Regions from separate parts of the Mus musculus genome. Here region 1 is linked to region 2. Evidence: chromatin loops called from intact Hi-C (ENCODE). Cell type or tissue: left cerebral cortex. All regions are shown on one strand. Links, peaks and the distances in the headings refer to the core of each region. The heading gives the core; the rest is flanking DNA.

Evidence for each region. Hi-C counts contacts between places; a loop is a spot of excess contacts. Peaks named below come from ENCODE experiments on the same cell type or tissue, not always from the same donor. Only the 100,000 strongest peaks of a DNase experiment are listed, where the experiment ranks them.
Region 1: a loop joins it to region 2, with 2.6 times the contacts of the local background. A loop is called at or near these places in 3 of 42 quality-filtered maps.

What each region holds. Positions count from the first base shown.
Region 1 is chr5:99,628,089-99,633,682 of GRCm38, reverse strand. All of the region lies in intron 1 of A930011G23Rik (RIKEN cDNA A930011G23 gene), which reads left to right. It overlaps 4930405H06Rik (a long non-coding RNA gene), which reads right to left. Exons shown (of 4, transcript XR_003955764.1): 4 at 5,200-5,594. Among named protein-coding and RNA genes, the nearest start is that of 4930405H06Rik, 17 kb to the right of the region's middle. In left cerebral cortex, for the core only: a CTCF peak has its summit at 3,401 (motif pointing right); DNase peaks (open chromatin) are centred at 3,404 and 4,807.
Region 2 is chr5:99,245,798-99,251,391 of GRCm38, reverse strand. All of the region lies in intron 1 of Rasgef1b (RasGEF domain family, member 1B), which reads left to right. Among named protein-coding and RNA genes, the nearest start is that of Rasgef1b, 4.3 kb to the left of the region's middle. In left cerebral cortex, for the core only: a CTCF peak has its summit at 2,731 (motif pointing left); DNase peaks (open chromatin) are centred at 1,428, 2,728, 3,381, 4,121 and 1 more place; H3K4me3 peaks cover 1,891 bases; H3K27ac peaks cover 3,451 bases.

The DNA of each region.
Region 1 (5,594 bases), core at 1,112-5,111, 380 kb before region 2:
GTTCCTTTGGTCATGACTTTTGATCACAGTTGATAGCAATCCTAAGACATAAGGACTGGCTGAAATGTATGCACAGGTGTCTATCATACCTCCAGGAACATCGCTGGTGTTTAGTAAACACAGGATCATGGTTGATAATAGCACTTTATTTTATTTGGAGTATGGAAACCCTTTTGGGTCTCAGTGATGACACAGGTAGCTTTGAAAGCATTGCATTTGCCTTGAAACAGAGTCCTGGGCACTGGGTTGTTCGTGTGGGTGCTTATTAGCTAACTTAGCATATTTTAAGGTTTTCTGTGTTGGAATGTGTCTAGAGGAGAGAAGTTAAGCCAAGGTTTGGTGAATGCTGTCCTGAAACCGGGATTTATCGGGGGCGTGTCCTTTACCTTCAGCTCTCATGCAGCAGGGGATCTCAGAGAGTTAGTCTATTTACTCTTTAAAAAGATAAGATAAGGCATATATTAGCCAGTGTGTTGGTTGTCATAGGTGACATCACCGTCGGTACGTGGACCCTGCCCTCCTGGCTGTTCATTAGAATTTAGTGGAGGAACACGATGTAACTGAGTACCTTATCTTCTCTGTTCACTGCTCTGGGCCCGAGAGAGTGGAGCTGATAAAAGAGTTAAAGTCTCCCGCCAGCTTTACTCAGAGCACCAGCCAACTTATACTGAGGAAGTAAGAATTAAGAAGTCACCAAAGTGAAAAGTCACAAGGACAAGCCACGCAGGGCAAAAATACCCTTTTCCAAAGAGGCATGTAAACACATGAAAGGCAGCTGAATAATAATATGAACGATCTGAGGTAAACTCACTCCTATCTGCTACCCTGGGGTGGGGGTGGGGGAAGCATGAAACCACATTCCAAGAACAGTTCCATGTTTTTTAAGAAACCGAGGTTGTGAGACTTCTGTTTTCTCACGAGAACTCATAATTCTCCTCACAAATCCAGTCTTAGACCATTTTCCTACACTCTTCTCTTGTTTTTGAGAGGTGGTGTGTGTGTGTGTGTGTGTTGGTTTATAAGCTCAGGGCTATTATGTAGGTAAAGTGTAAATTGAACCTCCTATAGAGTTCACCTATGTCCATGGGAAGCAGATTCCAGTGCAGCTGCTGCACCTGAATGACAGTCTTGTCAGGACCTTCAAGGCCCATAGTAGCTCACTGTGGCAGAGCCAGGGTGTGTAAGCCAGGACAGTTTCTATGTCCCCCCGCCCTTCTGTTGGTTTGAGACAGCTGCAGTAATCCTAAGGGAAGTAAGAGAAGGGATTTCTGTATCTTGGCCAGAGCTTTTCGAGGAGGCCACCTTGGAGGCTAGTGTGAAGTGACATGTTCAGCAGCCACAACCAGGAGGTCACGCAGGTGGTATTGAGGAGTCTCCTGAGGTCCCTTCAAGGCCTTGTGGATACATTGTCAGTGTCATTCCAGATCTTGTTGACTTCACTGGTAATTTTAGTGAATCTTAAGAGACTGGTGTAGATTGGGATATAGTCTCTGAAACAAAAGAATATCACACATTTGTCCTTGGTCCCATGACACAAGGGAATCTGCAAAGAAATGAATGGGAGATAGATACTGGGAAATTCTGATGTAGCAGTGAAGGTCAGCGGGAGAGGCTGAGCTAAAGCTAAGGACCTTTGGTCTCCCTGTAAAACACACTTGCTATTCCCTAGGTATCTAATGTTTAATAATAATATTAAGAGAAAACATACAGGGTCAGAGGCAGTGGCACAGGTCTGGGATCTCAGCACCTGCAAAATGGAAAGCAGGTGGCCCAGGAGTTTAAGGACACTCTTGGCTTACATAGCAAGTTCAAGGCCAGCCTGAGAGATCCTGTTGCAAGAAACCAAAACCCAAAGGAAAACAAGCCAAGAAGTAGACAGGTGGTCATTGTTTTCCTTGCTTTGTAAACACTAAGTAGTTACAGTGTTCACTGTTTTTTTTTTTATTTATTTATTTAAAGATCAGCTTTCTCTTTTAAAGTAGTTTTAAACTCACATAAGCTGAACAGATACAGAGATTTCCCATAATACCTTCTGCCCCCACACATGCTTAGCCTTCTCCACTATAAGAATCTCACTGAAGGTACACCTGCTGCTGTTGGCCAACTATGTTGGAAGACCATGATCACACAAAAATGCAGACCTTGAGTCAGGGCTCCCCGGCGTGTTGGAGATCCTGCAGGTATGGGTTTATGTGTAGTGAGGTGTGTCTACCATGATGGAATCTAACTGGTTGCTGTCACCGTCTTTTGTTTTTATTTTTGTTTTCTTTTTTGATGATGGATTGAGTTTATTGGCAGAGGTAGGTAACTACTCTGCAGTCCAAAACAAAACAAAACGACAACAACAGCAAAGAAATGAAACAAGAATCAAGCACATAAATAAATAATCCATAAGATCCTTTGGCTCCAGGGTCTCCTCCCAACAGCAACTTATGCCTCCCAGCTGTGATCAGAGAATCATCTGCATACTGTCTGCAGCTAGTCCTTCCAAGAGAGGGACACATGAGTCCCTCCCACTCACCTTGCAACCCATGTGGCCATTGTTTTAAAGTCCCCTGTGCTTTGCCCTGATCTCTTCTCTCCTCTCCCCTCCCCTCCCCTCCTCTCCCCTCCCCTCCTCTCTCCTCTCCCCTCCCCTCCCCTCCCCCCCCCCCTCTGCCCTAGGCAGCCTTTAGTGCCTTCAGGATATTCTCCTTTATATAACGTCACATAGTTTAAATCACACACTATGTGGCCTTTCCAGACTGGACTCTTTCACTTAAAAATATGTATTTAAGTTTTCTTCATGGCTTGATAGACTGTTTCTTTTTTAGTACTGAATAATATTCCACAGTTTGAAGGCATTTCGGTTTATTTATTCATATACTATGGAATAACACACTTAATTACATCTAGATTTTGACATTAGGAATAAAACTACTATAAATTTCCATGTACATATATGATTTTTTTTTTTGGACATAAAATCTTTCTTTCTTTTTTCTTTCTTTCTTTCTTTCTTCCTTTCTTTCTTTCTTTCTTTCTTTCTTTTTTGTCACTTACCAAGGGATATGATTCTTTGATCATATAGTTAAATTTTATTTATTGGGTCTTGTGTGTGTAGTGTGGTATCTGTGTGTGTGTGTGTGTGTGCATACACGAGTGAATGTGCATGTGTGTGTTCGTGCCCTGTGTATATGTGCAGGCACACAGGTCACAGGTCAACACTGGATGTCTTGTGCTTTGCACTTTTCGTTGTTGTTGAACTGGTGTCTCTCTCTTCCCCAGAGCCTGGAGCTCATCGGCGATTAAAGTGGCTGACTAGCAAGCTCAGGGAATCTGCCTATCTCTCCACCACCAAAATTAGGGTTGTACACAGGCATGCCACCATGCCCAGCACATTCTGCATTCCCAACAGCAGGGGGCGCACCCACTCTTCTTTGTCTCACCGCTAGATTTTGGCCATGTGTGTGGGCGGGGCATCTCATTGTTTTAATTTTTGTTTCCCTGATGAGATGGGATGTGGAACAATCTATGTAGAACAACCATTTCCCGTGCTCCTTTGTCATCTTTGTGTCTTATTTTTGTGATGTGTCTGTTAAAGACTTTGGGCAGGTTTAGTTTGGTTGTTGGATGTCTTGTTTGGTCTTTTAAGTTTCTCATCCGATGCACAAGCTTGCAAATGTTTCCCCCTCTGTGTCTTGTCATTATCGTTTCTTGACGCGGTCCTTTGCATAGCCGGAAAAAATTAGTTAAGTCCGACTTATCAATTCTTTCTTTCATGGATTAAAGCCTTCGGCAGTTTCATTCAGTTTTATCAGGAAGCGAAATTACTTTGCTGAAGTTAATAGAATGTTTTAAATATCCCCAGTTTTCCATTCACAAATCATTTCTGTCTTCCAGTGTTCTTGAGTTTACTTCAGAATCATCTTTCCGAATCAAGTAAATTCAAGCAACACTTGAGTTATGTGGTGTCTGCTCTAATCTCTCCTGGGGGTATTTGCATTTTAACAAAGCTACAGAAATAAAATTCAACCACAGAGGTAGAATTTCTAGCATTAGAAAACAGGGCACAGTTTTTTGTTTTTTGATTTTTGTTTTGTTTTTGTTTTTTTGGGTTTTTTTTTTTTTTTTTGGTAGTGGTGGTAGAAGAAGGATTTTCTTTTTTGGAAAGGTTTATTTTTTTTAATTGTTTTAAATGGGGGGGGGGGCGTGCATACGAGTGCAGATGCCCACAGATGGCAAAGGCATTGGCTCCTCTGGGCCTGCCATGACAGGGGATTGTGAGCCACCGATGGATGCTGGGAAGTAGAGTCCTCTGAAAGATCAGTACAAGAGCTCTTATTAAACTGCCTGGCCATCTCTCCAGCCCCATCACTATTCAACCTTCTGTTTCTCACATTTGCTTTCTTGGTCTTGACCATTGAGCTCCAAAATTAAGCCTCAAGAAGGGCTTATGTTCTGCTTGGAAGCATGCACAAGAAGAACAAAACACCATGTGACACTTGTTAATTGGCAATAGTTAAAATACACACACACACACAGAGTGTATATTGTGTCTTGGATGTTTAATATTTAAGAGTTTGTTAATGTAGCGGTCATATGTAGACAATCAAGAAGTGGAAGCCAGAGGAGGATTTTATGTCTGGAAGAGTTAATTCCCACCCTGTCATTCAGCACTGTGGACTTCAGAAGGAGTAGGCTGGGCTTTTTATATCATTGCAAGGGCCTGAGGATGGAATCTAGCTTAAGGGAAATTAAAAGTCACTGCTTCAGGGAGCGACAGTTCTCCTTGAAGGTTTTGACAGGAGATGGCAGGGGAATCAGACTCCCTAGACTCGTGTCTGTGGTGTTATCTTTAGTCTGTGTTATTTCCCACAGCCTGTGAAGGTTACCCAGTGGCTTTCTGGAAGATACAGCTGGAATCCACAGTGACAGAACTGTGCGATGAATTCAGAGAACAGGCTGTCATCTCTGCAGGCTCACAGCAATGGGTCTGAGGCAATGTGGCTATTTCCACTTTTATCTTTCTAGAAAAGAAAATGATTTTATATATTGATTCCTAGCATCTACCAGGTGGCTCAAAACCATCTTGTAACCCCAGTTCCTGGGGATCGCTTCTGACTTCCAGGGCACCAGGCATGCTCTGGTACACAGATGCAGGCAAAACACCCATGCAAATAAATAGATTTTAAACTTTTTAAAAAAAATTAAAAGAAAAAGTTATATTTATGGGATATAACATTGGGTCTACAAAATGGTAGCGTTTGCTGGTTGTATTGGAGTCAGCTGACCTTCCATTTTGTGATTTTCCTTTCTGCCTTGTGAGTAAACACTTCTTTTTCCTCAGTCCCTGGTAGTTCTAATCAGGGCTCCCCTCCACCATCTCCATCCCCTCCCCCTTAGTATTTAAGGACCCTAGCACCCTGACACATCCCCCCCAATAGAATGCTCAGAGTCACTCAGGTTTCAGCCTCACATTTTGGGCTCAGAAGAGCCGTCTTCAAGGCTGCCGTGGGCTGAAAGTTTTCAGAGCATGACTTATTAATGAGAGGTTGTATTCCCCCGAGACTCATGGGAAGACAGAGTACCAGCTATACTGCTCAAGTGTTCAC
Region 2 (5,594 bases), core at 686-4,685:
TCAGCCAATGCGAAGAGGATTAAACAAGGAGATTTAAAAAGAGAAGATAGTGTGTAGCTGATTTGAAGATTTAGGAGGAGAGAACCGGTCATGTGAGGTTCAAAGTGCACGAAGAATTGATTTCTTAAAGGGAATAATAATAGTAAAAAATGTTTGGCTGTTGAGGATGCAGAGAAAATAAATGACAGCCAGTTAAACAGTGTTATGCACTAAGGACAGTTTTGTTTGGGGCAGGGAGCAATGTTTGAGTTACTGAGGACCCAGGGCATTTTTTGACAGAAGTCAGGGCTCAGCAACAGCCCTGGCTGCTTTTCCCTTTCAGGCAGATTTGCTGGCACGTGAGATAACATCAGCCTCTGGTGAGCAAGTCGCTCTCCTGTGTCAGGCAAGCCTTTGTTTTCCTGGAGGTGCCAGCCCTTCTGGCTACTAAGGATCCTGGCCTAGGACTTCCTTATTTCAGCTTTTCAGCTTTCCTGTCATGCTGCCCGAGGTGTCTGTGCTACCACACTTTGGACCTGGCCTTGTGGGAAGGTCCTCAGCGGGATGCATCTGCATTGCCATTCTCTAGCGTCAGCATCTAATCTAGTGTACCCTGAAGTATAGATAGCTGAATATCGCTGTGGTCATTGCTCAGCATAATACTCCTGTAATGTCATTAATATCTCATTCTTGTAACATTAACTTCACTGTTTATTAGAGCACCATAGGCCAAATGAACCAGGTAAAAATTATTCCTCTGGAGGGAAGAAGGTGGGTAAGAGAACAGAGAGTGATGTGGGCACATGGACCTGTGTAGGCCAAGTAGGGATCCTAGTATCGTATAGAAAACCATGGGACCACCCTGTTCACTCTACAGAAGTTACCTAGAAGAAATGAACCTGAACATTCCGAGGGGGAATACTTAGGAAGGAGACAGGGAAAGGAAGTTCTCAGCTTTGCCTGGAAGGAGAATCGGGAATGCCAAGCAAGGGTTGGAGAGACGGTTAATACTAATGGCACAGAAACCTAGAAAACAAATGAAACAGCTTTAAAGAGATCTGTGAAGTCTTTCACATTGGCTGATTGTCCTGGAGAGGATTTGGTGGTGGGGGTGGTGGCTGGGGTGGGGGTGGGGGTGGGGGGAGAGGGTAAGTAATTGAATTTAAGTATTATCTGACTCCACTCCTGTCATTTTTCGAGAACTGTATAACTATATACGGTTGTCCATGCTTTTATTGGCTCATCAGTTAAACCTACAAAAATTAGATATGTATGGGCATTGACTGCTTTGGCTTAGCAGACCCGCCCTGGGAATGAGTCTGGGCAGATGGGGAGCCCTAAGGAGACCCCTGCCCTCTTTCTGTAGTTGTGATATCTGTGACGTGGACACAGGAAGTTAAAGGAGATGACTTAGGGGGCCTTTGTATGCCTGTCGCAGCTGTTTTATTTTGTTGCAACCTCCTACCTCCGTCGATGTTAAAGTGGGCCAAGCCAGGATGGAGGCAGCCTGTCACATGGGCAGGTGTCTTCTGAGCACATGAGGATGAAAAGGGTGGCCAGCATTCTTCCTTTGGTGAACTTAGATAGGGATTTAGTAGTTTCTTGAGTTGTCTTTTCCTTTTCTTTGTTGTGAGAATATTTTTTAAAAAATTGAATAATTATCAATAAGGCGGGGTCAGAAAAAAAACATTTCAGCTGATGAACTCACTGTTCTTTTCAACCAGGTGCCAACTTCCCTTTCACCAATCTGTTTTCATAGACTTATATATTTATTATTTCCTCTTAAGGTGAATATATATCTAGAAATGATCCAGTTGATTGAAATTATGTTAGAGAACCCTGGTGTGAAATTTGGGCACAAAAAGATCTAGTCATGTAAAAAGGAAAACACTTTGGAACCACTTTGGGCCTCTTTCAACTTCTCTAAAAGACAAAAATTGAACAGAGAAAAACATAGGTTTTCACCCCCCCCCCAATTAAATTGTCCTATTCGCCGTGTTACATAATAAAATGCAAAGAAAAATAATCTTGCCTTTTTACAGATATCTCTGCTGAGTATTGACCCATTTCCCTATTGAAGTGAATTAGACACAGAGAAATAAAATATTTGAATAAAAGTTATCCCCCCTATGATACCTTATGATTTAACTTCAGATCTATCACATATCTTTCATAATCTGCAGTTCATCTGTTCGGTTTAATAGGACAGCTTCTAGCTGCATGAAGATATTAAAACATAAATATGTTTGAATTGAACAGAATTACTGGTTTCCCAGTTGTCTTTTCCCCTCTATTTCTTTCTGCTCCTCACTCTTGTGCTGGGATGAACACCCCCCCACCCCCCGCCCCGTACATTCTGTGCAAGAGCTGTGCCACCAAGCCACCCCCAGCCCACAAGCCAGTGTGAAGTCACAGGCACTGCAGCCTGTGGTGACCATCAGACAATGAAGAAGAGGCTCTTCTCTTAGGATTCCAGCCCTGGTGGCAACACTTGATTAGGTAATGGTGATTTTGGAGATCAGTCTTATTATTCTCAGTGAGATAACTGATTCTCACCACAGATGGGCATCGGGAAATAGAGTGGATGGGTACTGCCCACTAATTTATGTCCTACTTGTTCCCCAAGCTCAGTCGTGTGCTCAGACCCTCACATCCCCTGTACAGCAGCTGCCCTTCCCTTGTTTTTATAAACCAGCTCAAGTGCTGGAAAGCACCAGCTCTGTCAAAGACAGGGACCCGAGCGCCACCTACTGCTCAGCTCGAGAATTGCAAGGGCGCTGTAGAGGATAAAGGCTTTTAAAGGCATGAAGGAAGTCAGCCTGTCCTGGCTTCCCGTACTACAGGAAGGTTTTCAATGACACTCCAGGCCTCTTCAGAGTTTCCATGTACCTAAATGTCATTTTGTGCTTTAGTAAATTGCTAACACCATCCCATGACAAAAGATCATAACTCTAACCTTTTTCTTCCAACTGAAAATGTTAACTAGTTGAGTCAGAATTCTTTTCCTTTGCCAGTTGGGGACTAGGAAAGAAAGAAAGGAAGAAAGAAAGAAAGAAAGAAAGAAAGAAAGAAAGAGAGAGAGAGAAAGAGAGGGAAAGGGAAGAAAAGAAAAATTCTAGGTAACTTAAGGGTCTTTGTGTGTGTGTGTGTGTGTGTGTGTGTGTGTGTGTGAGCGGGGGGTGGGAGGTGGGGGGCATGTAACAAATCAGAAAACATCCCCACTCCTTTGCAGAGGGGAACTAGGCCCAGGTCCCAGCACCCCTGCTGGCTTATAGATGCCTATAACTACGTTCCAGGGGACCTCACGCCCTCTTCTGGCCTCCTTGGGTACCACCCTACATACACATTAATAAAAAAAAATTAAATAAGTAATCTTTCTAGGGTTTCCATGTACTCTTTCTGCTCTCAGCTACTTGCCTTCTTAACAAAATACCCCTTTTCTAAAGAGGGTCAGTGGTGCCGTAGCCTGCCAGCGTTTTCCACGGATGCTCTCTGAGGTCTCTGCTAAAAAGGCTTCTCAGTCTAAGGAAAGGAGGGAGAAGATAACCCTCTCAACATTCCCGAGCCTAAAAATACACTGCGCTCAGGTAGCATCAGAAGCTTGGCTTCGTCTGTCCCCCCCCCCCTCCCGCTCAGATCCACTGTCACCTGGATCTTTGCTCAGCCTGCGTCCCCAAGTCTGGTGTTACCGAAAGGAAGCTGTCAGTCTCAGCTAGAAGGATTCAGGAACTTGTCCCCAGCGTCTGCAGTGTCAACTGAGAAAACAAAGAGTTGCTGACTATGTAAGGTGCGAAGTTCCTTTGGAATCTAGATGGGAATTGAGAAAGGCTGAGTTCCAGGTTTCAAATGAACTCTCTCCCCACTGAACAAGTGTGCTTTCAAGGTTTAGCTGAGAGAAGGAGATCTTTGCCTACTTACTTAAATTGGGACACTTGTCTAGCATTTAGGCTGCTGCTAAAACACTGTAATCATCGCCGGGTTGTAAACACCTCGTTCCTGTTATGACGCGGAGCAGAAAATGTGTTTCTGTCTTCTCTTGAGAGTGAAGGAGACGCTGACTTGCTGGTCTAGGAAAGATTTGCGAAGCATCTGGCTCAGAAGGAAGGGATGGCTTTTGAGTTTTGATGTCACCCCACACCCTTCTGCACTGCCACCTCCTCTCCAGTGTGAGTTACCACCTGAATCCACCTCGGCCCCCGTGCATCTGCTTCATCATAAATAACATTGTGCAAAAGCAGTTGCTAATTCAAATCCAGTCTGCCGCTCAGGGAAAGAGGGCTTTTCATCTGGAGCTTTGGCTGGTCTGAAGCCATTAGACATGCCTTTCAGACCCATTCATCCTGTAAATCACCCACGGCCTGCTCCCTTGCTTAGGGATCAATGTCAGGCCAAACTTCCTCAGGGTCCTTGGAAGTACATGATCTATTTTTGTGCCCAAATTAACAGCCCCTGTAAGATGTCTGACAGCTGAGTTCAGCTTACCAAATCAATTTTAAGAAGGAATATTCGTCTTCTCTGCCTGGGTTGGGCACGTCACATTCCTCCTAGAAACTTTTCCAGCATAATGTATAATCTGTGGGCCAGTTTCAGTGGCCAGGAAGGTATTTTTTTTCTTTAGCCCAGTTTATTGTTTTATAAGAATGTCTTTTCTGTTGTCTTACTGTGCTGTCTACCCAGAGTGATGCCTGTTAGGAGCAGGGAGCCTATTTCAGGGACTCTGCCTCAAAGACGAGTCATTTTTGTGTTATCTTTAACTCAGTTGAATTGGTACCCCCACCCCTACACACACAGACACACACTAGCTTATTTTTAAAATGCCTTAGCTATCTCAAAGGCTGGGCACTCTCAAAACTTCCCTTGCTACCCCAGGCCCAATCAGGAAAGTGGCCAGTGGCCCCTCACCCGAAATTTCACATGGCTCATTGGCTCTTGCTCCTGCAGCTCTCCTCCTCTGGCGATTTTCCCCTGTTCCTCTCTGCATCCCAGCTGGCGCAACTCTAAGGGTTGTCATTGTCATTGGCATCTTTATTGATTGATCAAAAAACCAACTGGGGACAAGGACCTTTAGCATTTGGACACGCAGATTCCTGATTGGATCAAAGCATTAGAACCAAGCTCCAACAGGTCCTAAATGTGTTCCAGGAAGGTTCTCTGCTGACCCATCCTAACTTCTTGCTTTGGAGTAGACAAAAGACATGTAGGGTCTGTATAGGACAGCTCTGTGTACTGGACAGCAACTCCATTAGTATATATGCAGACACGCAGGTGTATTCACATAAGGATAGTCAGGGAGAGGAAGGAGGTCTGTACAATTGGCTGACTAGAATGTGCCTTGAGTTCCAAACAACCAACTTAGAAATGAAACTCTCTAGAGTAAGAGTTATTTTTCCAGCCTGCGATATATGTTAAATGGTGATTTGAATAGTCAACCGGTTTCTTCATGTCTCATACAAGTCTTTTTTTCAAGGGAATTAACTCTTGGTGTTTGACTTAGCTATAAATCAAGCCAGGACTTACCCAAGTGCTTTTATACACTCACATTTTGGAAATAGACATCGGTCCCCATTTATAGGTGCATTGGACAGGGCAGACTTTGTATAAAAGAAAAGGAGTGG